2 separate regions of the Homo sapiens genome follow, and region 1 is linked to region 2. Evidence: read pairs that join two places in POLR2A ChIA-PET (ENCODE). Cell type or tissue: PC-9. All regions are shown on one strand. Links, peaks and the distances in the headings refer to the core of each region. The heading gives the core; the rest is flanking DNA.

Region 1 (16,238 bases), core at 4,629-12,628, 270 kb after region 2:
TTCCTCCACCTGCAGAGTGGAGACTCGTAATAGCACAGAGATTTATCTGAGGATAATTTGAAAAATAGGTGAAATAATGAAACAATGATGGATAATATTGTTTGTAGGAAAACAATAAATTTTAATTATTATTTTTATAAACTTATTCAAGTGATATTGTCTATCTGAAAAATCCAAGAATAAGATAATTAAGAAAAGTCTTGATTACAAATTTAAATGGAAAAAGCTAAGTTATTTCCTATATACAATCAAAAACCAACACCATGGCAGAACGTAGACTACAAACACACACACATACATAGAAATGCTGGAAAATGTATAAATATAGAACTGACCTTGAAAGACAAAAATAACTGATATAATGGTGACCTTATAAACATTGGCTCAGAATGGAGACTTGTCCTTGTACCCCCACATTTGAGAGCCAGAAGTGAGACTTCAGTTACAAACTGGGATCCTGGAAGAACTGCCCGTTGGTGAAAAAGGGAACTAAAATGAATCTTCCCAGCAGCCCAGAGAAGCAACAAAGAGGCTGAGGTCTACTTAAGCTCTGGGTAAAAGAATCCTAGGTTCCTAAGCAGGGTGTGGAATCCCAATTTATACTAACCATATGTTGCCAAAATCTCAAAGACAAGATATCAATTTTTAAAAATCTTATCCAGCATCTGTTAAATTTATGAGGATAAGTAGCTGAGGAAAACAAAAATTTTCTCTCTAGCAATACTTCCACAGCACAGAACATGAGAATTCCCAAAGGAAAAAGTCCTCAGTAAAGATGAGCTCATAAGTAAAAACTACAAATCCCAGACCCAATATTGCTTTATCTATACCCCACCCACTCCCTCAACACCCGATCCTTGGAAGCAAACCCTAGGCATCATGCCATTTCAATAATAAATATTTCAATACACATCTCCAGAAGATAAGGACTCCCATATGAACGATAACGAAGTGAGTCTCTGAGTGGAAGAGTAGGCTAAAAAAAGGAAGAGAAGGATTAGCATATCAAGAAATTTAAATAACAAGTATAAAGCCAATATGCTTAAAATTATTAACAAGATAAAATAAGGAATAAAATGCATAAGCATGAACAGGAAAATATGAAAACAAACAAAACATGTAGATTTTGAAATGAAGCAAATACAACTTCTTGAAGTAAATATAAACATAAAAATTTAAATTTTAAGTGGCCTAGCACTTTGGAAGGCCAAGGTGGGAGAATCATTTGAGTCCAGAAGTGTGAGACTAGCTTGGGAAACATAGTGAGATCCCATCTCTATTTTAAAAATTTAAAAGAATAAAAAAAATTAGTTGGACATGGTGGCACATGCCTGTAGTCTCAGCAACATGAGAGGCTTGAGCCCAGAAGTTCGAGGCTGCAGTGAGCTATGATTGCGCCATTGCACTCCAGCCTGGGTAACAACAAGACCCTGCCTTAAAAATATTTAAATTAAATTAAATTAATATGACATAGCTTAAAGGTAAAGAATTCAAACGTAGTGCAAATGGATAGACACAGAGATGGAATATATGAAAGAGAGGTTAGGAGACAAACATGAGGGAGGTTCTAAAGGCATCCAACATACACTTAAGAGGAGGGAGAAGAGGCACATCCACAGAGGGCGCAGCTGAACATGCTCTGGAATCGAGCTAAGACTTGAATGCTAAGATGGAAGAATTAAAAAACTGCAAGCAGGCCAAGAATAAATAACTTGACACCCAAACATTATACGAGTACAACTGCCAAAAACAAAAGGCAAAGAGAGAAAGCATAAAAGCAACTGGACAAAAAAGAGACATTATATAAAACACCTAACAGCCTGGCAGAGCCCTCTCGCTGGCAGCCCTGGAGGAAAGAAGGCAGTGGAACAATGCCCTCAGAGTGGAAGAGCCCATCAAGGCAGAATTCCATACCCAGCCAAACCGTCAGTACAGAAGATAAAAAAAAAAAATAGATTTCCTAAAAACCTGTGCAGAAAATGTATAGCTCCATCCAGATTTCTGCTAAACGAACTTCTAAAGGAAGCTGTTGTGTAGGGAAAAAAAAGAGTACCAAAGAAAGGCATGAGACACAAAAAGCAATGGTGAATAAACAACCAATAAACATATGCAAAATTCCAAGACAGCCTTCAGGACAAAAATAAATAAATAGTGACTATTGGAAGGGAAGCTCAAAAATCAGATGGAATGAAACCAAAGAACACAGTGGTGTGAGAGGTGTGGGGGAGAGGAATTGCCACACTCAAAGGCCAAGGCTCTTCAACCTTGCTGCACGTTAGAATCACTCGAGTAGCATTAGAAATCCCAGTGTCCAGGCTGTATTCCATACTAGTTAAATCGGAACCTCTGGGAGTGGGAGCCAGGAAGCAGGATCCTCTCGGGCAATACAATGTATAGCCAGGTTTAAAAACCAGTTGTCTAGGTTGGCAATGGCTTTCAACCTTGGCTGTCCTTGAAGTCACCTGAACAGTGTGAAAAAACAAGGATGCCTGGGCCCCACCCCAGAGATTCTGATGAAGTGTGGCCATGGAAAAAACCTCACAAGGAAAACACCAGCTCTGCTTCCTTTTATAGATTTCTTCACAAAAATAATGAACCACAAGCCATTCAGTACACATGAGCTACAGTTATTCTTGAATCATTCAGATTTCAATCTCTCGCTCCCACAGCCCGTGGTGCAGAAGCACTCGAGCTGTTGCCATGACCCTGGGTTCTGTTTAATGGTACAGGCCTCCTGTGAGGTCTGCTACCCACCAAGAAAATGATAAGGACTTGGAGAAAACAAGAAGAGCAGCTTTCAACCACTAGATGTGACAAACACAATAATTATATGTTTCCCCTTAAAAAAAAAACCACTTTAATATATCTTCAATATACAATGTGAAAAGTACTTAAATACTTTTCCTCTGAATCTTTTTCCCTGTAAAACTGGCAAGTGGCACACTGTCTTCTGGCTCTAGGTAAGATGTCAAATTAGCACAGGGTCACTGCTTCCAAAGATAGCCTCAGAGATACACCAATGCCAGAGGGAGGTCGATGGATTTCTCAAACCAACACTAAAAGCAGTGAGACCCCCTGGGGCCACTGGCTGTGGCTGGTGCTTGGAGAACTGGCAGAGAGATGGAGCACTGGCACTTTTGAGTAGAAGAGAGGGCAGGACCCTTTGCACAGGACAGAGGTGGAGGAGGAAGGCCCTTTGCCCAGGACAGAGGTGGAGGAGGAGTACTTTGGGGATAACTCTAGTCTCCCCACATTGCCTCAAGTAAGCCATAGCCTGCTGATCTCCACAGTAAGGCAGAAAGACAGCCATCAGCCAGAGAGGCGAATCTGGGATATACCAGGGACTCATGCAAATCAATGAGCAAAAGGCAGGACATTTATTCTTATTTATAAGTGGGAGCTAAATAATGTGTACACATGAGTGAAGTAATAGACCCCAGAGACTCAGAAAGGTGGGAGGGTGGACTGGGGGTGGGGGTGAGAAACTGTCTGGTGGGTACAATGTCATTGTTCAGGTGATGGCTACACTCAAAGCCCACCTGCACATTATGCAATATATCTACGTAACAAAACTACATCTGTGCCCTCTAAATCTATAAAAAATAATAAATAAATAAGATAACATAACAAGATAGCCAAAAAAGGCAGGAAATTCAATAGAACAATGAGCAAAAGATATGAAAGGGCTGTCCGTTGAAGAAGCTGGACTAGAGAAGAGGGAGCAGTGCTCAGCCTTTTCAGTAAGTAAATGAAAACACTGCATCCACAGGATGCAAAATATTCCTGTTCAATGGGCAAAATGAGGAAATTGGGTAATACACATGTTGGGGAGTACCAAGGTCATGGAAGCCCTGTGCACAGCTGGCCGTAATGTGCGCTGTGCATTTATTATGAAGAGGAAGCTGGTAGCACTCAGGAAATTAAGTATGAGTGGCCCTATGACCCAGCACTCACCCTCCTGAGTCAATCCTGGTGAAAGTCACACATACACAAGAAATGAGAACCAGAAAGTTCTTTCATCATAGTATCACATGTGGGACTGGGAAGGGTGAGGCAACCTCCATTGCTAGAGGAAGGGAGCGATCCACATGGTGGGCGCATTCTACGTGACACCGTACAGCAGCCCAAAGCCTTACACTAGAGCACATACAGCAACGTGGCTTCGTCTGAAGATGCGTATTGTTGGGCTAAAAAGGAAAGAAATACAATTAGACCTACTGGATATTAGCATTTATCTAAACTGAAAATATATACATGAAACAATACTGCCTATTTTTCAGAAGTACTTGCTTTTCTAAAGACATAAACCAAACACACTGGATTGGGTGCTGCTGGGGAGGTAAGGTCTGAATGAAGGATAAGGGGAAAACAAAAAAGAACCAGAAAGAACCTTGCATGGAGTGAGGATGAGAGCCGGCCATGATCTGAGGAGTGCGACCAACAGCCTTCTGCACCTCAGGCCACATTTAAAATTAAAATAAAACCGGATGCTTTTTGGATGACTCTATGCCTGATATGTCTGCAAATATGCCCATTCCTTCTTTTTTCAGTCCTTCAGAGCAGCCACCTTTATAGAGGCAAGCTCTCAAGCCTGTTTGGGGGTCAAGCATTCCATTTCCTTGCTCTGTTTTCGCATCAGAACTATATTGTTTTAAGGTTGTCCCTTTACATGTTTTAAAATCACTTATAGAAATTCACCCCCCAGCTTTGCTAATCCAATATTTACTTAGCTATTCCTCCTCTTTGGGAAATAACCTGCATAATTTTTGTGATCAGTTTTCCATTTTGGGAAAAAAATTACTGGGGATTTTGAATTATATTAAAATTAGTAAATTGGCTAAGAAAGAGTTGACATATAATTTTAAGTAAATTTTTAACTTGAGAATAGTTTCATATTTACAGAAAAATTGTAGAGCTATTACTGATGTTTGTTCCCCATACATTCAGTACCCAGTTCCCCATTACTAACATCTTAAATTAGTTACGATTACCTTGTATTTGTTACAATTAATGAACCAATAATGATAATTATTATTAACTACAGCCCATACTCCATTCAGATTTTCTTCGCTTTTATATGATGGCTTTCTTGCTGTCCCAGGATCCTATCGGGGTGCCACATTACAACTAGTCATCACGCCTCCTTCAGCTCCTCGTGGCTGTGACAGTTTCTCAGACGTTCTTTGCTTGTGATGACCTTGAGAGTTTTGAGGCATACTGGTCAGATATTTTGCAGGATGTCCTGCCATTGAGATTTGTCTGGTATTTTTCTCATGATTAGACTGAGATGAGGTGTGTTGGGGAGGAAGACCACAGAGGAAAATTGCCCTTCTCATCAAGGGCACCTGCTCTCAACATGACTCAAACCACTGCTAACATTGACTATGGTCACCTGGCAGAGTTAGGGTTTGTCAGGTTTCTCCACTGCAGTTACTCCTTTTTCCCCATTTCCACCATAATCTTCAGAAGGAAGATACTATGTGCAGCCCACACTTAAGGGGTGAAGGCTATGCCCTACCTCCCTGAGGGCAGAGTATCTAAATTATTTGGAATTCTTCTCTATAGATTTGTCTTTTCCCTTCCCCAACCCCACTGATTTCTTTATTCAATCATTTGCCTATATCAGTATGGATTTACGGGCATTTATTTTGCAACTCATTTGGGGGGGGTTATAACTTGATGCTACACTATTTATTTTGCCGTTCAAAGGTTCATTGGGAACTCTTTCAGGTAGTGCCCGTGTCCTTTTAAATACTCCCATCATCGTAGGGGTTTTGGTTTTGGATTTGGTATATTTCCTGCCCTAGTCCTAAAACCAGTCATTTTTCCAAGGAGCTTTGGTTCCTTTCATTGGAGATTATTAGAAACCAATACCTGGGCCCCAGCTGTGCTAGTTGGTGCTGGAGTGTCATTGCTTCGAGGTCTGCTCAGCTGACAGAACAAGGAAGAAGGTGTGTATACTAATCACACACATCTATCTATTGACCTATCGATCATCTATCTACATGTGTGTATCTCTATATATAACCAATTACATCTACATTAAGCTAAACCTAAGTTCATACTGATGTGTCCAATTCTAATCCATTGCCACATGGGTCATCCTAGCTTCCTCCCTTGCTTAACTGGAACCTCCCACTCCAAAAGTGAGAAACTTGGCTCCCACCATCCAATCCATTAACTTAGAAGTGTTCTACTGAATGCCAATGGGAAACAACTTTATCAATAGTCCCATGATTTTGTAAAGTTCCTTTTGCCCATAACCAGTTATAGAAATTCACCTCCCAGCTTTGCTTATCCAATATTTACTTAGCTATTCCTCCTCTTTTAAAAATAATCTGTATTATTTTTGTGATCAGTTTTTTTGGGGAAAAAACAATTTTACTGGAGATTTTGAATTACATTAAATCAGTAAATTGGCTAAGAAAGAGTTGATATATATTTTTATTGACATACATTTATTATATTTTCAGTCTCCACCCATTTCTAAAATTACTTAGGTCGGTGTCATTTTCCTTCATCCCCTTCCGTGAGGTGGTTTCATACATTTGTAATACAGTTAGATTGTTTTGTCATATCCTGCGTTCTACATTGGGATCCTTCCACCTCCTAAATGACTATTTCTTTAATTTGAATATATTAAGTTTCATTCTTTGTGCTGTGAAGTTCTATGGGCTTTAACAAATGCATAGTGTTGCATTCACCGCTACAGTATCACGTAGAATAGTTTCATCACAATAAAAAATCTCCTGTGCTTCCCCTGTGCTTCCCCTGCTCAACCAACCCCCAGCCCCTCATATTTCAATTGTCTCCATAGTTTTTCCTTTTCTAGAATGTCATATAATTGGAATCATACAATATGTAGCTTTTTCAGACTGACTTATTTCACTTAGCAATAAGTATTTATCCATGCTTTTTTGTGGCTGGATAGTTTTTTTTCTTTTAATTAATAGCTTTTATTTTTTTAGAGCAGTTTTAGGTTTACAGAAAAACTAAAAAAAAGTACAGAGTTTATACCCACCTCCCCAGTTTCCTCTATTGTTAATATCTTGCACTAGCGGGGTACACTTCTTAAAACTGATGAATGAACATTCATACTTTATGATGACCTACCCTTTACACTAGGGTTCAGTCTTTGTGGAGTACATTTTGTGGGTTTTGACAAATATATAATGTCATGTATTCACCATTATAGTGTCAGGTAGAGTAGCTTCATCATCCTAAATATTTTCTGTGTTCCATGTATTTATCCTTCTCTTCCCATGAACCCTTGGCAACCACTCATCTTTTTACTGTCCTCATAGTTTTATCTTTTTCCAGAATATCATGTAGTTGGAATCATACAGTGTGTAGCCTTTTCAGACCGGGTTCTTTCACTTAGTAATATGCATTTAAGCACTTAAGACATTTCTCCATGTCTTTTCACTGTGTGATAGCTCATTTAGTTTTATTGCTGAATAATATTTCATTGTATGGATGTACCACCATTTATTTATCCATTCGCCTATTAAAGGACATCTTGGTTGCTTCCAAGATTTGACAATAATGCATAAAGCTGCTATCAACATTCATGTGCAATTTTTTGTGGGCATAAGTTTTCAAATAATTTGAGTAAATACCTAGGAGTGCAAAATTGCTAAATTATATAGTAACACTATGTGTAGCTTTGTCAGAAATGGCCAAAGTATCTTTCAAGGTGGCTGTACCATTTTGCATTCCCATCAGCAATGAATGAGAGTTCTTTCTGCCTCACTTTTTCACCAGCATTTGGTGTTGTAGTATTCTGGATTTTGGCCATTCTAATAGGTGTGCAGTGGTATCTCATTGTTTTAATTTTCATTTCCCTGATGGCATAGGATGATGAAAATTTTATAAATGTGCTTAGTTGTCACAACATATTTTAAAATATATTAAGTGTTCTTATCCAGAAATACAGTACTCCATTGATTTTCTTTTCAGCAAAATATAGTAAATGTATTTACAGCAGTCTTAAAATTTTTTGGTAAATGTTACTTTCAAATACTTAAATATTTTCTGTCCCTATGTAAATGATCTCTTTTTTCAATGGTACTGGTTACTTATGTTATACAGAAAATTCATTTGAGTAAAATTGTATTTAGACTGAAGCCTCTTAATTAATTCCAGTTATTTTTTCTTTGATACTCTTGGGAAGCATAGATATATAAACATATCATTTGCAAATAATTATAATTTTGTTTCTTCACTTATAAGAATTATACCTCTTATTTATGGTTCATATGTAATTGAAGTAGCTAGAAACTGCAGGAAAATGTTAAATAAAAATAATAGAAACCAATATCCACATTTTAGTCCTGATTTCTATTAGGCTTTGGTGTGATGGCTGCTGATGTGAGATTGAGTTTCAGACTGAATAAAAAAGAATCCTTCCAAATACCCAATTTCTTTCAGGGAATTAAATAAATTTGTCAATTAGGCACTGACAATGAAGCTGTAGAAGTTTATCTATATGGAAAAATGATCACAATACATTGTTACATTAAATGCAAGATCCTAAACACTACTTATTCCTTCATCGCGTAAGGAAAAATCACGAGGCCCAGAAGGCTGCGGACCTGCACCTTCCCGGGTACAGTGCACACTGCTCGGCCCCACCCCCTCCCGGGCACAGTGCACAGAGCTCGGCCCCGCCCTCTCCCGGGTACAGTACACATAACTCCACCCCGCCCCCTCTCTGGTACAGTACACACAGCTCTGCCCTCTCTCAGGTACAGTGGCACGCAGCTCTGCCCGCCCCCTCCCGGGTACAGCACACAAAGCTCTGCCCCGCCCCCTCCCAGGTACAGAACACACAGTTCTGCCCTGCCCTCTCCCAGGTACAGTACACACAGCTCTGCCCCGCCCCCTCCCGGGTACAGTACATACAGCTCTGCCCCGCCCTCTCCCGGGTACAGTACATACTGTACTGTACCTGCCTGCCCCCTCCCGGGTGCGATACACAAAGCTCCGCCCTGCCCCCTCCTGGGTACAATGCACGTAGTTCTGCCCCGCCCCCTCCCAGATACAATACACACAGCTCTGCCCGCCCCCTCCCGGGTACAGTGCACACAGCTCTGCCCCCTGTCTCTCGGGTACAGTGGCACACAGCTCCGCCCGCTCCCAGGTACAGTGGCACAGGGCACTGCTCTCCTCCCACCATGGCCTTTCCAGAGGACCCTCAGGTCTCCCTTCCCCAGGCCCTGGCATGGTGCTCAGCCTCAGGACCAGTGCAGGGCAGAGAGAGGGCACAGTCTGCACTTCCTCCACCCTCCGTGCTCTGGATCCTCTAGGATATGAGGAAAAGGGGCAAAGCCCTTTCCATTTGTGGGTGCTGTGGTTCTACAGCCACCCCTCAAGGGACACCCACTGCACCATGCCCTGACTTGCCAATGAGCACTCCTCTTTCCTGCCTCTGCTCTCCACTCCTGTCCCCCAAAGGAATGTCCACAGTCCCTTTGGCAGGCAGGCTTTGGGCTGGGGTCCTTCCGGGATGACTCATGACCAGACCTCCACCCTACTGTCCACTGACATGAAGACATCAAATGTCCTTGCCCTGACTGACAGTACCTGCAGTCAGCTTTCCTGCTCCCTGTTCCTGGCTGCTGTGGGGGAGCACTGCCATCCAGGCTCCTGGGAGAGTCAGGCACCTGTCCTCATGCTCATAAGCCTCTAAACTCCAAGGGACACAAGTTGCTTCCAAGAACCAGCTGATGCTTCCATCCAAGCATAGCACAAGTTTCCACAGCTCCTCCAGCCATGGGCTCCCCTATTGCATGCCACCCTAAATTTTATAGTGACTCTCTTGGGGTGCCCTTGCATCTGACCCAAAGGAGGAACACACTCTCCTTGACTATAGGTATTGAAAGGACAATCAATGGCATAGCCCTCTATGTCTAAAAGTTTCCTGCAAATAATCTTTTCCTCTGCTGAGCAACTCACCTCTTCTCAAAGCTAGAGGCAGTGGGTGATGAAGATGGATCCAGTTGGCTATTGTTAAATCCTGCAGGGATGTGTCTAGCACTAGTTTTTCAGAGACACTTCTCTGAGACAACAGAAAGTGCCATTGCTGTCCAGTTATCCAATTTGAAAGACCAGACACAAAAATGTTATCTGTGAGAAGCAGAATACAGGCGACTTTTATTTTATTCTTTTTGTGCATCTGTTATCTGATGGTGTGCCAAAATTGGGAATGCCTTACCTCTCTGACAGCAAAGTGCTTTGATTCCTTTGCTTCCAACGAAACAGAAACCACAGGACAGCAAGAGGCAGCCACCAGCTAGAGGAGTTCACCCCCCTTTCGGTCCCCTTTAAATTTCCAGGCTTGCCACTAAACAAGCTTGGCTCGGAAAGGGGCAGATAGAAAGCAGCCTCCGTCTTTGACACTGCCGCCTTTTCTCCCGGCTGTGTTAAATCTTTCTTCCCCACCTCAGTGAAATCTCAGGCAGGCTTCACAGCATTTCTGATCCCTAACAAAGAAGACAAAGTCTGGTCTCGTCCGATATCAAAACTCCAGACTTTTATCGCATTAAAAACTTTTGCTCCTCTAGCGCTTATCTCAATGAGGCCTTCGGCTGGGAAAGGAAGAGTGGTTACTTTTTCCTCTCCTTGTCCCCCACTCCTCCTCTGCATGGCAGACCCTCTGGCTCCAGAGGTCACCTGGGTCGAGGACCACCTCAGGCAGCCTTCCATCCCTTGGCGTTGCCAGAGCTCCCCATGTTGCGAGCCCAGATGCTGCCTCCTACGGAGTGAATGTTTGTGTCCCCTCAATCCACATGTTGAAATCTTAGCCCCTAATAGGATGTTGTTAGGAGTGGAGCTTTTGGGTGTGGCGTTAGTGATTGGGTCATGAGGATGGGGGCCCCATGAATGGGATAAGGGCCCTTATGAAAGAGGCCCCAGACAGCTCCCTCCTCTCTCTACCGTGTGAGGACAGTGAGAATGCAGTCAGCTGCAGCCTGAAAGGGAGCAGCTCAGAGCCCAGCCCCATGGGCGCCCAACCTCGGGCTCCAGCCTGCAGCCCCGCGAGGAGTAAATGTCTGCTGCCGCCAAGCCGCCGACCTTGCCTGGGCTTTGTCACAGCAGCCACTGACTCTTCCCTTCCATGGGGCTCCCAGCTTCTTGACATTCTCCCTAGGTGCCCTGGCAGCTTCAAGGCGGGACTGAGACTGTCTACAGGGTCACACCCTCCTTCCTCTGTCCCTGGCCCTCCGCCCCAGGCTGACTTCTAGGCCACCCCTCTGCAGGTGCCTTTTTTGAGCAGAATCTCATTCAAGGTGGCCCAGTCCGGCTTCTCTTTATTGGGCCCTCCCGGGGCCAGCAGGACAGCTGTGGTGGGAGTAAGGTCAGTGCTGAGGAGCCAGCAGCCCAGCAGTTGTCTCCCTCACCCCGCCGTCCCAGTCTCTCTCTTAAAGGCAGCTCAGGGGAGTCAGGTCGTTCACCACATGCCCTGAAGCTCGGGAAGAGGTGCTTGCCAATCTCAGAGTTGTCCCCCTGAGGCCCCTCACCTGGCGAAGGGGAGAAAGTGGCAGAGTGTGCCAGCAGCCCTCCCCTCCAGTCTCCCTCCCACAGTCAGGTCTCAGCCCCCCATTCTATGGCCTTTGCAAATCTAGCACCATGTCGCATTTCAGTATCCAAGCCAGTAGTTGTGCTTGGCTGTACTTGTAGAGCTTCCCAAACAGTGGCCTGAGTGCATCACCCAGATGAAGCCTGGAGGTAGAGTTCCACGCTGGCATGAGGCCATGCCCTGAGGGTCGCATTCTGCCTTTCCAAATGTCTGAGCCACTGTTGAGTCCTCAGGATGGTTGCAGAACTCTCGCTTTCCTCTTCGTATTTCAAGCAGAAAAACAGGGAAAGGCAAAGAGGAACAGGCTCCTGGGGTCAGCCTTCCTTCCTCTCCCTTATGTTTCAAGGTATCACAGGACCACATGAACTCCAAGGAAGACCAGGGAAGAAAGGAGAATGGTTGTCAGGAAAGGCAGGAGTCTCTACCACAGATAAGCGAGCATCTGCCCCCAGGATGTGGGCGCCAACACTGAGGCCTCGGACTTGGGGCCTCAGCCAAACTCCAGATGTCAGCAAAAGTCCCATTTTCACATCCTCTTTTCATACCATGCCAGATATTTCATGCAGTCCCCTCAGCCTGCTCTCTGAAAGATGGAATTCTTCAAAGATCTGAGCCCACGCAACTCACTTGGGTGAGTAAGAGACATCAGATATCTGAGGTTCTGCAACTGTAGCCAAGACTTCCTAAACCATCAAGGAGCTGAGGGGTGGACATCTTCCGGGAAAGGGGAATGGGGTTAGTGTGTTCTATTCATTTTTATGTTGGTTTTCTCTTGAGGCATAAAATGAGGACCCAAGCTAACATCTAATCAAAATATATTTTTTACCTTAGTTTGGATAGCAATAAAAAAAATTTTCCATAACGTTTATATACATCAAAGGAAAAGCAAACAAAATAAGATAAAGATAATTTAGATATAGTATAATTATAAAATGAGGAAATAAACTCTGCAAAAAGGAACTTTCAGCTCTGCCAGAAGCCATGAAGATCTCGACTGACCCTGTTTAGAATGTGGCTCTCACCCATTAATTCCACTCACTGCCCACGAGGAGGAAAGTGTCTTGGAATGAAGAAGATTGTCTCCGGGGACTGACTGTCTTTCTTTCTTTCCTTCTTTCTTTCTTTCTTCTTTCTTCCTTTCTTCCTTCCTTTTCATCCATTTAAAAAATCAAGCTTTATTTTGATTTCTAGGCACATATCTTTTATATTCCTGAAGTAAAAACACTTTTTTATACAAAATAATTTCCTTCAGTACAAGGATTCAATAAAGGCTTTATTTTTAAAGACTTCATGAACTTTAATATTCTTTTTATTTCATGGTAAAAACACTTAACATGAGATCTACCCTCTTAAATTTTTAAGTGTACAATACAGTATTGTTAACTATAGGTACAGTGTTGTACAGCAGAGTTCTGGAACCAGAGACTTTGGCAATAGCTGTTTTTCTCCTTATTTTCTCATAATGATAATGCGCTCCTTGTGCATTTACACATTTTTAAAGAAACTGGTTCCTAAGGATTTTATTATTAAATGCTTGCAGTCGAGCTGGGATGGGAGCACCCGTCAGTCTCCTCTCCAGGGAAAAATGGGGCCTCAATGGGGAGAAGTAACCAGCCCAGAAAAAAATCAATAGGGTATGAACAACAAAAGATAATAAATCCAGACTAAAGGAGGAAAGAAATAACTCCTGTAGCTATCCTCAGTGAGGAATATCACCAAATCTTTGTATAGCCAGGAATTTACCAATTCCCTCAAAGTATGAAAAAAAAAAAAATCCCTGAGGAGTGTCTCTGCCCTGCCGCCACCCCGTCTGGGAGGTGAGGAGCGTCTCTGACCGGCCGCCCCATCTGAGAAGTGAGGAGCCCCTCCGCCCGGCAGCCGCCCCGTCTGGGAAGTGAGGAGCCCATCCGCCCGGCAGCCGCCCCATCTGGGAAGTGAGGAGCGTCTCCGCCCGGCCAGCCGCCCCGTCCGGGAGGTGGGGGGCAGCCCCCGCCCGGCCGCCGCCCCGTCTGGGAGGTGGGGGGCGCCTCTGCCCGGCTGCCCCGTCTGGGAAGTGAGGAGCCCCTCTGCCCGGCCGCCACCCACTCTGGGAGGTGTACCCAACAGCTCATTGAGAATGGGCCATGATGACGATGGCAGTTTTGTCGAATAGAAAAGGGAGAAATGTGGGGAAAAGAAAGAGAGATCAGATTGTTACTGTGTATGTGTGGAAAGAAGTAGACATAGGAGACTCCATTTCGTTCTGTACTAAGAAAAATTCTTCTGCCTTGGGATGCTGTTGGTCTATAACCTTGCCCCCAACCCCGTGCTCTCTGAAACATGTGCTGTGTCCACTAAGGGATAAATGGATTAAGGGCGGTGCAAGATGTGCTTTGTTAAACAGATACTTGAAGGCAGCATACTCCTTAAGAGTCATCACCACTCCCTAATCTCAAGTACCCAGGGACACAAACACTGCCGAAGGCGGCAGGGCCCTCTGCCTAGGAAAACCAGAGACCTTTGTTCACATTTTTATCTGCTGACCTTCCCTCCACTATTGTCCTATGACCCTGCCAAATCTCCCTCTCCGAGAAACACCCAAGAATGATCAATAAATACAAAAAAAATTAAAAAAAAAAAAAGAAAGAAAGAAAGAAATAAGGCTAGGGATAACTAAAAAGAAAGATAGCACCCAGAGGGTTTTTCAAAATGTGTTTGAAGCTGGGACGAATAGATTGCGGTAGGCAGGGTAGCTTTCAATTTCGATAACTAGGAGACTGTACACATTTATAATTGCTCTAAAGAAATGACACTTTCCTTTGGTCTTCAAGTTTCCAAGCCTTATATTCAAAAGAAGGTAATACCTAAAATCAGCAAATGATCCTCTGTTTTGTAGATGAGCAGCAAAGATGTAAGAATTGTTTTCTCCTATATCCTAAGAGTTGCTTTGCTTAATATATGAAAGAGACACTCTGAAAGATTATTTGCTTAAAATATGGAAGAGACAACCTGACAATGCCTACATGAAGGAGGAAAAGGAGAGAAGTTTCTATTTATTGAGTGCCTAGTATGTACTAATCAATATTGCTAATATTTATTGCACATTTAATATTTGCTGGTCAATGTGTGTTTTCACTTATTTATCTTCGCAAGAAGCTTATAAGGTAGGTGCTATTATAATCATCATTTCGTGATGAGAAAAGGATCTTAGGCAAGTAAACTATCTTCACAGGAATATAACCAGGATTTGGTCCCATGGAGTATAACTCTAGAACTCCTGTGCTTAAAGACAAATGCCACCATTATACCACTGGATCCTCTTAACAACTGTTGGAATACACAGGCATTAACCCCATCACACCAATGAAGAAAGTAAAACCTAGAAAGGCTGAATAATAATTTGCTCTAGGTCATGCAGCTACCAGGTCACAGAGCCAAAGTGGAATTCTAGGTCTTTGTAACTCCAAAATCTTTTTCCAAGAATGCCACACTGCTTTTCCTTGTGTTTCTCCTAGGATAGGTGATACAGGAACATAACAGCCATATTAAAGCTTTCTTTCATTCTTTAGCTAAGAAAGCACTGCATCTTAAATAAAAGGGTATTTCCGTTTAGAATATTTATAAAGGTTAATGAGGAACGAAATGAACTGAAAGCCAGCAGGGAAATATTCCCAGCTGTAAACACCAAACTTTTACATTCTAATTCTACAAGAAAATATCCCAAACAGAACATCAAATTTTTTAATCAGATGCAGGTGAATCAGCTGAGCAACATTTTTACCATTTTTTTATCTCTGTTTAGAGGTCACTACCGACTAAACATTGGCAACATCACTCTGTTCAGGCAAATGTTGGATGAAGTAGGTGCTTAAAAAGGGAAAGGTGGACTCAAGTCCTACAATGAGGAATTTCCCATAAAAACAAGGAAATTAATACAGGATTTCTTTCGTCTTTTTCCATTAAAATTATGAGGTCTTTTTTTATCATTTTTTTTCAGAAGGTGGAAAAGGAGTAAAAAGACACGGAGTCAATTGTGCCTTTTATCTTAGTGGGAGTAGGCTTTTGGGAAGCTAACAGCATATATCTTATAAAGGCCTCTTTGTCACTATGTATACTCATGGTCCAGAAGGCAAAGGTTCTGGGGGCATCTATGAGCATCAACTTGGGCAATCTTGGTGATCACAGGAACAGCAAATCTTCTTTAAGTTTTGAGAGAGACCATAGTGAGATAACAGGGTTGATCCAAAGCCTGTAGAAAATCTAGGACAAATTATTTTGGCAACTGGTTCCAAACCACTTCATACCTGCCAAAGGGTGCATCAATCTACTAAGCCAGCTTTTACTAAAGCCAGTTCTCTCTTATACTGACAAGGAAAATTAAAACCAGATGGGGTCAGATAATAACTTGCCCTAGGTCATAGAGCTGGCAACTAACAGAACTACTTGTCTATCAAACTAATGGCATCCTCTTTATTAGCCATATCTGCCTACATGACAGTTTTTTACCTTACTAGACCCAAGAGGTTTCCCAGCATCTCAAATACCTAAAAACACAGACATTCAATGTCACTCTCTTTCCACCCCGCTTGCCTCCCTGTACCTTTCCTCATGCTGACTTTCCTATTTCTGCTCATGCCACCAAATTTTTTTCTGAATCATGAAGGCTCAAAACCTTAGA
Region 2 (16,238 bases), core at 5,478-13,477:
TTGCAAAGGCCCTGAGGTGGGACAGGAGGCGGTTCTCATGCTACAGCGCGGGGAGCCGGAGGGTGAGGGGTCAGGTGCCCGCTGAGGGCCCGGGGCTGTGCTGCTGGCCCTGTGCTGTGTGCTTGGGTGCTGGTGAACCTCCCTGGGTGGGCAAGCCTCCTCAGGTGGGTATGTCAGTATCCATGACACACCATAGTTGTGTCCCAGAGTAATATGGGGGCCCAGCTGGGTGGTCCCTAGGAGGCCAGTGGATCACAGTCACACTTGGAGTTGCGTAGTATGGGGTCCGCTTGTGCCATGGGCGGTGGGCCATGGGGAGCTTTGTCCTGAGCACCTCCAGCTGGGGAGCAGGCCCCTGGGAGGCTGGAGCTAGGCGGGGATCCTGCTGAGACCAGGGGAGACTTCTGGGTGAAATAGGCCTCGGCCCTCCCTGATGCAGGTCCCGCGTGCCACGCCATGTTCCTCGATACACTACTGCGCCTCCTGGCTCATGTGTAATTTAGGGTTTTCATGTGATATTTGTGGGATGGTGGGTATGTTTTGTTTCCTGATTTTCTTGCAGTCTCTGCTGGGCTTTGGGACTAAGGCTGTACTTGCCTCCCAAAGAGTTGGGAAGTGCTGCTCATTTCTCCTTGCCAGGAACACCATGGCTGGCACTCGACGGGTGGAGGGGCAGGTTGGGGGTAGGCCCGGGGGTCCTGGCTGCAGCCTCATGCCGCCACCCCCGCAGGAGTGCGCTGGGGAGCCGCTGTTCATGCTGTACTGCGCCATCAAGCAGCAGATGGAGAAGGGCCCCATTGACGCCATCACGGGTGAGGCACGCTACTCCCTGAGTGAGGACAAGCTCATCCGGCAGCAGATTGACTACAAGACACTGGTGAGCGTGGCTGCCCTCTGTCCTGGGTGCCCTGGTGCCCCCCACCCCCCAGTTGTGGGGCTGACGCTGCCCCCTTGCTCCACCCCGCCCGCAGACCCTGAACTGTGTGAACCCTGAGAATGAGAATGCACCTGAGGTGCCGGTGAAGGGGCTGGACTGTGACACGGTCACCCAGGCCAAGGAGAAGCTGCTGGACGCTGCCTACAAGGGCGTGCCCTACTCCCAGCGGCCCAAGGCCGCGGACATGGACCTGGGTGAGCGGGCGGGGCCACGGCTGCCCGGGGTGTGTGCTGGAGCAGAGGGGCAGGGCCATGGCCTAGTACTGAGCTTGGCGGGGAAGGCCAGGCCAGTCCTCCACACCAGGCTGGTCTGGAGGGCAGTGGAATGGCGAGTGGGCTGTCCAGTCCCAGGTTGGGTATAGAGGGTGGCTGCCCTGCTCTGGGCAGAGACTCTGGGAGGTGGTGGGTTCCAGTGCACTCTGGGAGGCAGTGGGCTCTTGGAGCCCTGAGGGGGATACTCAGGCTCATGAGAGGGGCAGGTGGAGCCATTGAGGGCCAGAGGGGATGGGACGGGTTTGGGGTGGGGCCCGGAGTCCTGCTGCAGATGTGACTGGAGAGGCTGGGTCCCCACAGAAGCCTCGGTGCCAGGCTGAGGAGTTGGGGCCCTAAGGCTTGCGGAAGGCAGGGCAGACCCCCTTAGGCTGGGGCTGCTGTGGCAGATTGGGAGGGCTGTGGCACATTGCAGGGGACTATGGCAGGTTAAGTGTGCTGCAGCAGGGGCGGAGGTATGTCCCTGCCCTGTGCTGGTGCTGAGAGCTGCAGGCAGGCCCCGTCCCACTACACTGCTGTGATGGAGGAGGGAAAGAGGGCCCCAGCGGCCCCACCCTCCAGCTCCCTCCTCCCCCAGAGTGGCGCCAGGGCCGCATGGCGCGCATCATCCTGCAGGACGAGGACGTCACCACCAAGATTGACAACGATTGGAAGAGGCTGAACACACTGGCTCACTACCAGGTGGCTCCCGGCCCTCCGACCCTAGCACAGGCCTCCCTCCCCTTGGGGCTTCCACAGCGCAGCCACCAATGTTTGCAGCATGTGGGCTGGACAGCAGCTGGATCTGTCAGGGAGAGGAGGGGAGGTGGTCACTTATGTGTGTGGACCGTCCCAGGACTCGAGCTGGGCTTGTGGGATTGCCTAGCATCCCTGGGCTGTCCTGATATAGAGTTCCAGACTGAGTGAGGTGGCTGCCTCCAGGCACAGCACTAGGGTGTCACCGGGGTCCCCAGCCGGGGAGTGGGAGCCTGGTGGTGCAGGGGCACCCTGGTGGGTCACAGGGTCCCTGGCCCTCTGCCCACAGGTGACAGACGGGTCCTCGGTGGCACTGGTGCCCAAGCAGACGTCCGCCTACAACATCTCCAACTCCTCCACCTTCACCAAGTCCCTCAGCAGATACGGTGAGGGGCCAGGCAGCGGGCGAGAGGGCAGCGCATGGGTCCCTGGCCTGGGCAGGACGTCCCCCGGGCTCCCACGCTGCAGCAGCCGGACGGGAGGACCCAGGGGCAGGTGTCAAGCCTGTCACTCGCACTCTTGGCCTTACCCTCCAGCTCTGGAGGCTGCGCCTCCTCGCGACTGTGTGTCCGTACACAATTATGCCACCTCTGTGGTGTCATCGGCTGCCCCAAAATCCCACATGGGTGGGGGTGCCATCCCCAGCTTTCAGATGGGGAAACAGGCTCGGGCGGGGGGTGCGGGGTGCCAGCCAACGCGGGCGCTGACAGCCTGGTGCTGCAGAGAGCATGCTGCGCACGGCCAGCAGCCCCGACAGCCTGCGCTCGCGCACGCCCATGATCACGCCCGACCTGGAGAGCGGCACCAAGCTGTGGCACCTGGTGAAGAACCACGACCACCTGGACCAGCGTGAGGGTGACCGCGGCAGCAAGATGGTCTCGGAGATCTACTTGACACGGCTACTGGCCACCAAGGTGGGCCTGGCTGGCAGATGGGGGCAGGGGACGCTGGGCCAACTGAGCTCAGAGAAAGTGCCAAGCCCAGAGCAAGGGCCTCACCCCCATGCTCCCATGGCCACTTGCCTAGTCACCCAGGAGGTGTAGGCAGCCAGGCAGCGCCCTGGGGCTCAGTGTCCCTGCCTGCCCCCCGCAGGGCACACTGCAGAAGTTTGTGGACGACCTGTTTGAGACCATCTTCAGCACGGCACACCGGGGCTCAGCCCTGCCGCTGGCCATCAAGTACATGTTCGACTTCCTGGATGAGCAGGCCGACAAGCACCAGATCCACGATGCTGACGTGCGCCACACCTGGAAGAGCAACTGGTAATGCAGGGCAGGGGGAGGAGGGGCATCCCCCAGGGCCAGGCCAGATGTGTTCCCAGGGCCCTCGCCCTGTTCTGATCCGGAGCCCCCACTTGGGGCTCCCTGGCGTGGGGACACAACCCAGCAGGGGCATGGCGGGCCAGTCCTGTGCTAACTGGCCTTCCCTATCTGCCTGTGCCCCTTGACCCACGGCTCGCCCTCTGCTCCAGCCGCTGAGCCCCTCCCACTGCTGCAGGAACTGTGTGCAGGTGTGAGTGGCTCTGGGTGTGCACAGCTGTGCGGACATGAGTGTGGGCTGCAGCGTGAGAAACAGGGCACAGTGGACCAGCCCCAAGCCGGCTGGTTGCAGTGATGAGGGCAACAGGGACTGCAGGTACTCCTGGTAGTCTTTAGTGCGAGGAATTTACAGCCTCCCCATTGCAGTGTGGGGCCAGGCCAGAGCCTGCTTACTGAGGCGCAGAGGCCGAGCCACTTGCCACGGTCTCACGGAGCAGCTGGAGTACGGAGCAGGGCCTGCCCAGCCTGCACCGTGCACAGCTACACCAATGTGAGCTGGGGCTCTATGAGGCTGGGTTTTGTTATGAAGAGGCACCCAGCCTCTGAGTGGCCTCCCTCCAGAGTATCTGCCTCCCTGGCCAGCCAGTCCCTTGCTTTCCTCCGGCCTGGCCCACCCCTGGGACAGTGACCTGCTTCTTCCCTGGTCATGGACTGCCCAACTCAGCAATGTTGGCTTCCTCTCTGCCACACAGGCAGGCCAGCCCTTGGCCTCACTCCTTACTCAGGACCCCCAAGCTCTGGTCTGTGGCCCCCTGCTCCGGTTGGCACACTGTAGCCACACCCTAGCCCCTGGAGCGGGTCCCTGCTGTGTGTGTGGCCCCCACCCCAGCAGACAACCCCACCATTGCCTGCTACAGGGGAGCCCCTCTCTGTGCACCAGGCCCCTCTACCTGCATGGCCGAGGGCTTCTGGGGTAGGACTGCTCCCCCACACCTGGGGTCAGGTGGATGCCCTTGCCTGTATGGCTGGACCCTGCTTCACCAGGAAGTGCCCCTCCTCACCGTGCATCCTGCTGGGGTCTCCCCCCAGTTCTGTGCACACTCTCCACTGTCTTAGCTCCCCTCTCTCCTGGACTGTCCCTGCCACTTCTGCTGGCTCCCGGGCCAGCAGCCACCCCCGACTTGGTCTTGTCCATCCCATGTGTTGCTTCCCAAACCTGGGATGCAGCCACCCCAACCTGTCCCAGCTCCGCCCACTGCTCGCGGAGTCTAGGATTTAAATGAAGTGTCACGAAGCCCCTCTCCTGGGCCATGCTGATTGGGCACAGCGGGAGGTGGGGCCTCCAGGGACGCAGTGTCTCCAGGTCAGCATGTTCTTGGAGAATGTTCTGTCACAGTGGAACATTCTAGACCCGTGCTGTCCAGGGTGGTGGCTCCTGAGCCTTTGAAATGGCACTGGTGTGGCTGAGTGTCTGGGCTCTTCACTTCATTTAAGTTAAGCAGCCACGTGTGGCCAGTGCTGCCAGGCAGCCCAGCTAATGGCAGTCCCTGAGGTGGTGTTTGGGGCACAGAGGGCTGGTCTCTGCAGGAATGGGTCCCCTGGGCCGGAGCTGAGCTGCAGGTCTCAGTGCAGGAGCCATGAGTGCAAGCCAGCATGCAGGCCTAGGAGGGTGGTGGCTGTGTGGAGTGGGCCCCTGAGGGCCTGGTCACATCTTGCCCTTGTGCAAACGAGTGCGTTTGAGCACGCCTATCTCATGATGCTCTGCGTGAGATGCAGGTGGTGGGGGCAGCACATCTCTGGTTGGGTGGCAGGGGACGGCCTTCACTTAACCATGGGCCCTGCACCTCTGTGGGCCTCGTTTCCCCGTCTGCATGGAAAGCCATGCCCACTTTGGATTCGGAGCTGGGAGGGCCACAAGGTCACTGCTCAGGAGGGAGCAGAGGCCTATCTGAGCAGCGCCTGGACTCTCGCCTGCAGCCTGCCCCTGCGCTTCTGGGTGAACGTGATCAAGAACCCACAGTTTGTGTTCGACATTCACAAGAACAGCATCACGGACGCCTGCTTGTCGGTGGTGGCCCAGACCTTCATGGACTCCTGCTCCACCTCTGAGCACAAGCTGGGCAAGGACTCACCCTCCAACAAGCTGCTCTACGCCAAGGACATCCCCAACTACAAGAGCTGGGTGGAGAGGTAGGTGGAGGGTGCAGGGGTCGGGGGCAGGGGCCCGGGGGCAGCCTGGACTCTGCTCATGTGCCCACCTGGCCACTCACCTGCAGGTACTATGCAGACATCGCCAAGATGCCAGCCATCAGCGACCAGGACATGAGTGCGTATCTGGCTGAGCAGTCCCGCCTGCACCTGAGCCAGTTCAACAGCATGAGCGCCTTGCACGAGATCTACTCCTACATCACCAAGTACAAGGATGAGGTGAACACCGTGGGAGCCCACAGGCTGGGCTAGGAGGGCTTGCCGGCCCCTGCCAGAGTCACCTGCTCTGCCCCGCCCTGCCACTCCTCCCTGAATCTCTGGGCTGCCACTGACCACCTTCACTCCTCTGCACCCTCTGGCCACCTGGTTCCTTGGGGCCAGGAGGGAGCCTGCCAGGCCGAGCAGAGAAGGCCGTGGTGGAGTCACTGTGTGCAGCCATGTGGGGTCAGGGGTGGGGAAGATGGGATGGCAGCTTCTTCCTGAGGCAGAGGGTGTGTGGGTGGTGAGCAACTTCCCTGAGGGGCTCATTTCAGGGTTTTCTAGTCTGGGCCAGCATCTCCAGGGCTGGGCATAGGCTCTTGGCAGAGCTTTCCTTTCAGTATCTTTTCTGCTGACTTGGAGTGAGGCCACGTACATGGACCTGGGGACGGGGTCCAGGAGGTATCCAGGAAGGAGAACTGGCTCCTGGGCCGCACAGGATGGGAGCACGGGGCCAGAGGGCAGGACAGTCTCGGCCTGTGCCAAGGCTCTGAGGGCTAAGAAGGCCACGGGAGTGAACCAGAGCCACCCTGGGGAGGCCAGGGCAGGTGCAGCAGAGGCAAGGAACCTTCCCCAGGGTGCCACAGGAGGCAGACAGGAGGCAGAGGGCTGTCCTCAGGCAGGTGCCCCAGGGGAGCAGAGGAGCAGCCAGAGACTGCATGTATTAGGGTGGGGAGTGGGGACAAAAGCCTGGGGTCCTGGGGCTCACCAGGGAAAGGGGAGCTGAGGCTCTCTGGGGAGCTCTGCTTTAAAGGGGCACAGAAACCCCAGGGTGTGAGGACTGGGTGGGGACATGTCAGCAGCATGGCCAGGCAGCCAAGGGATCAGAGCCTGCTGTTTTAGGGGGTGAGAGTAGGATGATGACAGGGGCAGGGCTCATTCTCCATATTGGGGTCCTGGAGGGTCCAGGCTCACAACCAAGGTCCTTTGGCCAGGGGTAGATGGGGTTGAACCTCTGGCACCTACTCTGGAGGCATCTGCCCTGGGCCTGCTGAGTGCATGGAGGCTGGTGGCCCGGCATGCTGACAGTTCTCCTGGCCCTGCAGATCCTGGCAGCCCTGGAGAAGGATGAGCAGGCGCGGCGGCAGCGGCTGCGGAGCAAGCTGGAGCAGGTGGTGGACACGATGGCCCTGAGCAGCTGAGCCCCAGCTGTGATCATCCAGCATGATGCAGCGTGAGGACAGCTGAGCAGGGACCGGGACAGCCCTCACCGCATGCGTGTGGAGTGTCCGGTGGTGCTCGGGCCGCCGCAGTGCAGCGACTGCCCGGCCCTCCCTCCCCTGCCTCACCCGGTCGGGTCCCGGCTCTTCCTGTGTGGAGGTGATGGTACCTGCCACACCACAGCTGCGCACACAGCTGCTTGCTCAGGGGCCGGGACAGCACTGGGTGCTCAGGCTGGCCAAGGACCTTCATTGCCTGGCAAGAGCTGCCCAGTGGCCTTCATGGGAGAAGGGCTGACCTCTGAGGGGCTGAGGGGTGAGGCCAGGGCCCTCCAGGGGGAGGGGTAGCCAGCTTGGGCTGTCCCCTTGAGACCAGGACAAGAGGCTGGGGGTGTCAGCATTCCCAGCTTTCCAAGCTGCCCCCAGGCGGCAGAGTCTGAGGGTCCCGGGGCCCGGTTGGCAGCTGGAGAAAGAGGCAAAAAGCCCGTAGCCGGGCAAGAGGAGCTCAAGTCGGTCTGGGCCCGTTGCCACCGACTCCCACCTCCAGCACCCATGCCCGCTGCACCGCTGCCATCCTCAGATTCACCGCGTGCTCTGCGCGGCCGAGGCCGGAGCACCACATCCACCTCGCCCCAGAGAGGCTCTGCTCCCTCCTATGGAGGGGCTGTGGGCCAGGCTGCTCAGACTCCTGGGTGGCTTCCAGACGGACCGGGCAGCCCCTCTCCGTCCTCAGGGCTGTGCCTCTGGGAGCCACTGGGCCAGGGGCCCCGGGTCGCAGAGAGCACGTTCCCGTTATTTATTCCCCTCCGCGTCCTACACAGGCTGCCCTGGCAGCTGTCTTCAAGGGTAGGCTGAGCTCCCCACCCTGGAGCCCCTGAGGGCGGCCCCTGAGCACTCCTCTCTCTCCACTCTCTCTGTCCCTGCCCCAGCGGCTTCCAGTGTGGCATCTCAGCAGTGTCCTGGCCCCTCCAGAGCAGTGGGACATCTGGGGACTGTTTTTGTGTTTAGGGGAAAAAATTCTGCTGCACTCTGCTTGGGCCTTGAGGTCTGTGGCAGGGCTCCTCTGGCCCGCAGTGGCCTGGATCTATCTGGGCCATGAGTGACGGGCAGTGACCAGAGGGACTGGAGGCCAGCGGTGTCCACCCTTGCCCTCAGCAAGAGAGAATGCATTCTTAAAAGAAAGCTGTACATGTATATATATGCATATATATATATGTGGCTCTAGCCTCAGGCTCCAGCCCCAGTGGGGTACTGTACAGTTAACTGAAGAAGAATTTTAAAGACGATTTGAACAAGAAAATGAAGGCAGTGGGAAAGCAATGCCAAATGGTTGTGGAGAAAGTGGCCGGAGCCTCCCTGGAGTGGAGCAGCCCTGAAGCCTGTGCCCCCCGACCTGCGGGCCGCTGTTTTGGTTTGACATGACAAGGAAAGGACTTCCTGCTGACCCTGAGAGCCTCTGGGGTGCCGCGGCACCACGGGGCATGCATGATTGTGCTAGCGTTTAGTCTGAGTTGATCTTTTTAAAACTGCAAGTGTTGAATACTAGAGGTTGTTAGACCCTTTTTTATGTTTTTTAATTAATCAGTCACTTGTAAAAGCAAACAAGCGGTCCATCCCCTTTTCAAGGTCACTTTTTTGATGGTACCGAAGATCCCATGGACATTAAGGGACAGCTAACTGTGGCCAGACTCAGCCCCATGTCCTTGGCCAGGCCCAAGGAGAGGACTCGGCCCCATGGGGTGTGCCAGTCTTGCAGTCCGCCCCAGCTGAGTAGCGTGAGCCAGATGACGCCACAGAGACCCGCCTCTTCCCTGAACGCGGGTCGGTGTGGAGTCAGTGACTGCTGACTCAGGGAGCTCCTTGGCCCCGTGGGCACTGTGCCAGGGCTGGGGCCTTCTGCTGCTGCCACACCCAGCTCAGGCCTGGGCCAGCCCCTGCCCCCAGCCCACTGAGGGGGTGGGCTTACTCCCTGGGCAGTCTTGGGGGCCAGAGCTGAGGCCAGTCCATATTACAGTGGCTGGGCTGTTTTTTTCAGTAGCCCCTAGCATTGGCTGGGATTCCTGTTCCTGGGTGCGCCTCCACCTCCCTTCTGATGTTTCCTGGCTATGGTGGGGTGGGAACCTCAGTTTCCCCCAAAGTCTTCCCTGGATGCTGGCTTCAGGTTGAAGTCCCTGGTTCTTCCAGTTCCTCACGGGTTAGGTAGGGGCTCCTGCATCACCTTCAGAATCCAGTTCCAACCCCCACTCTCCTTAGGCCTTGTGCTCTGCTCTGCCCTGCCAGGCTGCCCTTGTCCATGTGAGTAGCATGGGCGGGTGGTGGGGACGGCAGTGGTGATGAAGGGGGTGCACCACAGGCCTCATGAAGCAGTTCCCACATGGGCGTGTGGCTGGGGCGTGGCCACCACAGAGCACATGGCTGTGTCTAGGCGCAAGCACTTTAGCAGTATCTGTTTACATGCGCAAGGATCAAGCCGACTACCTGTGCTGTCTACTGGGACAGCAGTCTCCGAGCTACTCCGTACCTCCCTCTGCCAGGTCGTGGAGTTAGGCCCCAGTCCCTACTTGTCACTGGTTCCCACTGTGCTCCTAACTGTGCAGCACCTGGGAGCTCTGGCCTGGGGCTGGAGGCCCTGGTAGGAGCTGCAGTTGGAGGCCGTTCTGTGCCCAGCAGCGGTGAGCGGCTCCCATGGGCCCTGTGTCTGCAGGGAGCCAGGGCTGCGGCACATGTGCTGTGAAACTGGCACCCACCTGGCGTGCTGCTGCCGCCACTTGCTTCCTGCAGCACCTCCTACCCTGCTCCGTGTCCTCCCTCTCCCCGCGCCTGGCTCAGGAGTGCTGGAAAAGCTCACGCCTCGGCCTGGGAGCCTGGCCTCTTGATATACCTCGAGCTTCCCCTGTGCTCCCCAGCCCCAGGACCACTGGCCCCTTGGCCTGAGGGGCTGGGGGCCCCACGACCTGCAGCGTCGAGTCCGGGAGAGAGCCCGGAGCGGCGTGCCATCTCGGCTCGGCCTTGCTGAGAGCCTCCGCCCTGGCTTTCTCCCTGTCTGGATTCAGTGGCTCACGTTGGTGCTACACAGCTAGAATAGATATATTTAGAGAGAGAGATATTTTTAAGACAAAGCCCACAATTAGCTGTCCTTTAACACCGCAGAACCCCCTCCCAGAAGAAGAGCGATCCCTCGGACGGTCCGGGCGGGCACCCTCAGCCGGGCTCTTTGCAGAAGCAGCACCGCTGACTGTGGGCCCGGCCCTCAGATGTGTACATATACGGCTATTTCCTATTTTACTGTTCTTCAGATTTAGTACTTGTAAATAAACACACACATTAAGGAGAGATTAAACATTTTTGCTAAAAGCTCTTGGCTCCAGGTTTTCCTTGCTGGGAAGCAGGGGCGGCCGCAGGAGTGCAGCCACATCCCAAACACGGAAGCATATCTCCCTGGGAGACTCAGCCACACCCAGGACAGATGGCCACACTCTGTGAGTTGGGTGCGCTCAGCCCAGGTGACACATTGGAGCCCTTGGCGGAGACTAAAACACCAGTGCCTGACCCCCACTGGAGCCTTGGAGCTTCAGGGGTCTGAGCGGTGGTCACTTTTAGATGCTTCCCAGGCGATTCTCCCGTGACCCCTAGCTCAGAGCAGTGGCTTCCAGCCCATGCCGTGAGGCAGGAATTCCTGGGTGCCTTGTTAACTAAAATCAGATTCTGACCCCGAGGGGCCCATGAGCGACAGCCTGGGGGAGCTGAGGCTGCAGTCCTGGGCCCCCTGCCTTCAGTAGCCAAGGCTGGAATTGTGTTTCCCAGACTCGCAGCCAAGGAACCGGGTTTGAGAAATGTTGGTCTTTCCAGCAGAGACAGGCTATGCTGCTTCATCTCATGAAAATGTGTACAGATACTAATGATGGAGGTGTGGATGCAGCTTCTGCCAGTGCATGGCTTTGGTCAGTGGCCCCGTCCCTGGGCTCATTTCATCCATGGCTCAACAGGGGTGGCTGCTCCTGCCGCAGAGGGTGGGTGCAGGGTCAGGTGTGACACATCCCCAAGGGCCCTGGGCACCTGCTCTGCAGCTGCGCCTCCAGGCAGACCCCAACCTGGACCGTCTGAGCACTGCCTGTAAGTGAACTCACTGGGACTTCCCGGCAACCCTGGGAGGTTAGGGGCAGCTGCACCTGCAGCTGAGGAATTGAGGCACACAGAGGTTGCACAATGTGTCCCAGCCACATGGTGGTAAGCAGCAGCCCGCCCAAACGTAGGCCCTTGGGACCCCAGGCCCTCCCCACCGCCCCCAAGCTCCCACCTGTCTCCCACCAGCCTCTCCATGAACTCGTTCCCAGGGCTGACAGTGGCCCATAAGTCATCAACAATACCTCCCACTCTCAAACAGGCGCATCTTGACAGTGGGGCTGCAAGCACAAGCTCTGTGCCAGGCTCAGTAACTCAAGAGAAATCAGTGTAATCACCACGAAATTGTGTCGGAAACAAATTTAGCAAATGTGGTCCCGTTTAGGGTGTGACGCAGCCTGTTCTCATGGCTCAGTCCCCTTCAGCTTTTTTCCGGCACAATCAGCCCATCCTCAATTACCCTCATTAGGCCTCCAAGGGCTCCAGCCCATCAGCCTGGAAGCTGAGCCATCTCTGAGCCGCAATCAGCGCTCGCTGTGCGAGTGATCGGGCGCAATTACACAGCAGCGGTGATGGGGCCTTCTGATTGCTGCTTGAGTGCGCTGGCTCCTGAGGGTATTAAACCATCAGCTATTAATGCTGGTGGCTCTGAGCAGGGCACCTGGATGGGCTTGCTGCAGAGCAAGGGCGAGGCCAGCCTGTGGGCCTGGGTGGGATGGAGGCACCCTCCACCCAGAGCAGATCCAGAGGTGACTTCAGACTTCCCACCTGGACCCCAGAGCAGCCACAGCTCAAGAGCAAACACAGGCTCTGAGCAGAAATAAAAAGTAACAGGCCAGGCTAAAACCTGATACAGTGACTATAGATGGTGTCTTGCCCTGAAGAAAACTGGTGGCATGGGAGGGTGCCCACCTGGCCAAGTGGGCAGGGAAGGCCTGAGGAGGGATGGAGGAATCGAGGCTTGAGAAACAAGGAGCCAGCTGAGGTGACATCGGAGAGAGCATTCCCTGTGTCCAGAGCAATGGAAGAGGCCAGGTCAGCTCTGTGCAGGGAGGTGCAGGAGGTGCTGTGCCTTGGGGAGCGAGGAGGGTGGGCTCTGATTCGCGCGTCTGGCAGTCGCGGGACAAGGCCAGAGGAGGCTGGAGACCAAGAGGCTCCTGCAGGTATCCCCAGGGCCCGTGGCCCGTGGCACCCCTTTGGGGCCTTCCTGGAGAGCCATCAGCCCTGATGGTGGAGCTTTGGGGGCAGATGTGTTCTTTCTGAGGACAACAGTCATGGAGTTGTCGGTGGAAGTGACTTGGGTCATATCCAGGCTGAGCCTCTAGTCCTGGAGCAGAGCCTCCAGCCAGCCTGCACTGGGCACATAGGCAGGTGCACCATAGACCTTTGGGGAATGGGACACGGATGCTGGGGAGTGGTTTCTGCAGCATACAAGGCTGCCGGGCTGCAAGTCAGTACCAGGACCAGCCCCATTGTAGAGGGGAGAACCTGGGAGCAGAGAGGTAAAGTCACTACCCTCAAGGACACACCGTTACCCATGGTGGGACCAGGATTCAAACTCAGACTCTCTACTTCATGCTGCAGCACTCCTCTAGTGGTCTCCATGCTGGAGACTCCTTGAGGACAACACCAGGGCCTGATACCCAGAGTCTGGACACAGAGCAGAGGGGCGTGAGCAGCTGGCAGTGAGCAATGCCCTGGGGCCTCGGGAACTTTGAGGAAAGCATGTTCTCAGGAGCATTTCCCCTGTAGCCGCCTTGTAGATGCCGTCAGCCCCTTGAGTCTGCCCCCATGGCTGGGAGACTCACGCACTCTGCCCAGCGTGGGGTCTGTTTGAGAGATGGGCGTTCCAGCCATCGTTGCTGCATCCGGCTAAAACCACCCTGAGAAGCACCTGAGCACATGTTCCCTGCTGGGTGCCCCCCTGCATTAGAAATGATAGAAACTTAAGCTGGCTGAAGCAAGAAAGGGAACTAGCAGGCTCTTGAAATCAAAAAGTCCAAGGGTGCATCTACCTCAGGCATGGCTGGATCCAGGGGCTCCTGGAGGTCATGAGAAGTCTGTCCTCCTTCTCTGTCCTCTGTAAGGGCTTCATTCTCAGGCCAGCTCTTCCTAAGTGGGGGGCAGCGATGACCACCAGAGGCTCTAGGTCTACCAGCTGAGCAGTCCTGGTGAAAACAGGACACCCTTGGTCATCACGCACATCCAGGTAGGGATTTCATTGGCCAATGTTTGGGGCAATGTCTTGATTTGCTATTTGAACCAGTCATTCTGGCCTAAAGGATGAGGTACTCTGATTGGTAGGCCCAGGCCACATGCCAGAGGAGGGATTAGTCCATTTGAACAGCAGGGTTTTGCAGATTGTGGAGAAGTGCGCAGGTGGAGGGGAGGGTCTCCCCACTGCTGGTGGGGAAGGAAAATCATACAGTTCCTGTGGACGAGGTGTGGCAGCTCCTGAAAAGTTAAGTATAGAATCACCATGTGACCCAGCAACCCCGCCTCTGGGTGAACACACAAAAGAATGGAGAGCAGTGCCTCAGAGACACTTCCACACCCACGTTCACAGCAGCACTATTCACAGAGCCAGAAGGTGGAGGCACCCCAAGCATCCATCGACAGGTGAATGGACAAAAAGTGGTGCATCCAAACAATGGAATCCCATTCAGCCTTTGAAAGGAAGGAAATTCTCACGCATGCGACGACATGGGTGAACTTGAAACAAGCCAAGCACAAAAAGGCAAATACTGTATGATTCCACTTTTGTGAGGTCCCTAGAGGTCCCTAGGTAGTCACAGTCATAGAGATGAAGATAGAATGGTGGGCGCCAGAGGCTGCAGGAGGAGAGATGGGAGTTAAGAGTTGGATGGGGACAGAGCTTCAGTGGAGAAGATGAACGTTCTAAGACGGATGGTGGTGATAGCTGCAGAGCAATGGGAATGCTCCTAGTGCCGCTGAGCTGCGCACTTACAAATAGTTAAGATGTTATATTTTATGTTACGTGTGTTTTCCCACATTTAAAATTAATAATAAAGTTTTTAAAAAAGAGTTTGAGTTTCACTGTGTGGACGCGAATGCCACAGACTGTCCTCAAGCAGGAGACACGCATCATCAGCTGCAGCGATGCTGGCGCCCCAGACTCCCTGCAGCCCCGGCCTCTCCTTGCTCACTGCCCTAGGGACGCTGGCATCTCTGGCTGCTGCTCACAATGTCCAGGGCAGAGCCTCTCATCTCCCTGCCATGCCCCATCACGGGCTCCCCATCTTGGCAAAGCCACCTCCATATGGAACCCTCCCAACCCTGCAGAAGCTCCTGCCCCACCAAGCAGCCCCGCCTGGGTGACCTGCCACATGCTGTCTATGGCAGGCCTGTCCCTCGCTGGGCTGCAGTCACAGGCAGCAGGGCTACTCCAGGATCAGCACCATGGCCTCCACCCCAGGCAGGGCCAGGACGGAGAAGGAGCTCAGGACGTTCAGAATCCCAGACAGCACGGGTCCTGTCGGCTGTGCCCCTGCCCAGGGATGTCCCCAACTCTCTCCGAATCTGTGCCTCTGCTCAGAATCTCAGGTTCCAGTTTCCACCTTACAACTCATTGCTCCCAGGTGAACGTTCCTGAAGCCCAGCTTTGACAAATACCTCTTTCCTTTGTTTATGAGACTGTTTGTATTTTTTCTAATGGATAGACATTTTCTCCTTACATAACCACTGTGTCATTATCACACTAACAAAATGAATGTTTGCATATTCCAATGTCCTTAACTATCTCCAACCTGAATTTTCACAGAGGGGTTGCTTGGATTTGGACAAGGCCCCCTGTTACGCTTGGTTTTCTGTCTCTCCTCTTTGGATCCCACGCCCTCCCCTTCTGTTTTCCAGCCGTTTTAATTGCAGAGCCAGGTCATGTGTCTGAAGACTTGGACACAGCGGGCTTGGGTGGTGTTTGACAAGTGGCTCCATCCCTGTTTGCTGGGTTGCAGGTTCAATCTCCCAGCAGGCAGTGCTCCCTGCCACACCTGCCAGGAGGCCCTGGTGAAGTCAGGCTGATCAGGAGTTTGGGGCACAGCCTTGGCCTGCCCTCGCCTTGGTATCTCTCACTCCATGCACCCAGGTCTTCCGTCTACCTGGACTTTTTCTCTGAAAACACTCTCCTCTTTCGACCGGAAGAAATTATTCAAATGGAAAACTTGATGGCACTAAGTGGTTACCGTGAATGGGACAGAACCATTCCTAATAGAAGAGGTCTATACAAATAACTACAATAGAGGTAAAAATAATCTTAAATTCTAGCAAAAAGCTGTTGCTCACGTAAAGGCTTTCCTCTGATCAATGGCGAGATGCTAGTGAGATGCTGAAGACCCTGGTGGGGCTCTGTTCTTGGTGCGTGGATCTCTGGGCTACATTCTACCTGCCGGCTCAGGGGTCTTTCTCTGGTCTACCCTTCTCTCTCTGCGGACATGTGACCTTGCAAAGTCCACTTCCCAGCCCCCTCCACTGGCTGCCTGGAGTGAGGTTGGGTGGGAGAGAGGAGCCGTTCTCGGCTCCCCTGGCCCTCCCTTGGGGTGGGCATCCTCCTTTGTGCTGGCCTGTGCCGGTGACAGCCCCTCCTCCCCCTGCCCCTCTGGCCTGGGTGAGTATGGCTTCCGGCTGCGCCATCCCTTTGGGGTGCCCTGTGTTGGTGACTGGATGTGTCAACTTGCCTGGGCCTCGGGTGCCCAGATACGTGGCCAGGCCTTGTCCTAGTGCTTCTGAGGACGTTTCTGGATGCGATGAGCGTTTGGGTGGAGACTGAGTGAACCAGACCGCCCTCCCCAGGGCAGGTGCGCCTCCTACATCAGGTGAGGGCCTGGAGAGAACAAAAGCTTGACCCTCCTCAGAGGAAGAGAATTTCTTCTGCCTGACAGCTTTTGGGCTGAGACACGGGTCAGACTCGAACTGAAACATGGACTCTTCCTGAGTCCCAAGCCGGCCAGCCTCCTGGCTCCACTCACGCTCGCCCTGCAGGCCCCGGGACTTACCCTCCATGAAACCACAGGCCAACTCAGAACGATCACCTGTCTGTCTATCTACAGCTACTGAGAACCCTGACGCATTTCCCTCTGCAGATCAGCTTTCCTTCCCCCAGATGCTGCCTGCGGTGGGGGGTCCTACCTGAGGCTCTCACCAACCACCCAGACGCTGCCTGGTGTGAGCGGAGCTGGGCCCAGCCTGCCCTGTGCATTCGCTTTCCCCTGCCATGCACTCCCCGGCACTTTTTCTCCTTTGTTCCACGTGGCTGAGCCTGCCCAGTGGCTTC

What was found. ChIA-PET counts read pairs that join two places held together with the same protein. Peaks named below come from ENCODE experiments on the same cell type or tissue, not always from the same donor. Only the 100,000 strongest peaks of a DNase experiment are listed, where the experiment ranks them.
Region 1: POLR2A ChIA-PET joins it to region 2 with 11 read pairs; 2 of 35 experiments call an interaction of 5 or more read pairs at or near these places.

What each region holds. Positions count from the first base shown.
Region 1 is chr3:127,295,521-127,311,758 of GRCh38, forward strand. No RefSeq gene overlaps it. Among named protein-coding and RNA genes, the nearest start is that of PRR20G, 16 kb to the left of the region's middle. RefSeq lists an enhancer at 12,071-12,120. In PC-9, for the core only: a CTCF peak has its summit at 9,159; a DNase peak (open chromatin) is centred at 8,901; H3K4me3 peaks cover 731 bases; H3K27me3 peaks cover 3,765 bases.
Region 2 is chr3:127,027,210-127,043,447 of GRCh38, forward strand. It overlaps PLXNA1 (plexin A1), which reads left to right. Exons shown (of 32, transcript NM_032242.4): 24 at 731-877; 25 at 972-1,131; 26 at 1,784-1,887; 27 at 2,231-2,327; 28 at 2,665-2,855; 29 at 3,034-3,203; 30 at 5,178-5,390; 31 at 5,477-5,627; 32 at 6,713-10,180. The coding sequence ends at 6,808. Among named protein-coding and RNA genes, the nearest start is that of PLXNA1, 52 kb to the left of the region's middle. In PC-9, for the core only: no CTCF peak of the experiment used is centred there; a DNase peak (open chromatin) is centred at 8,642.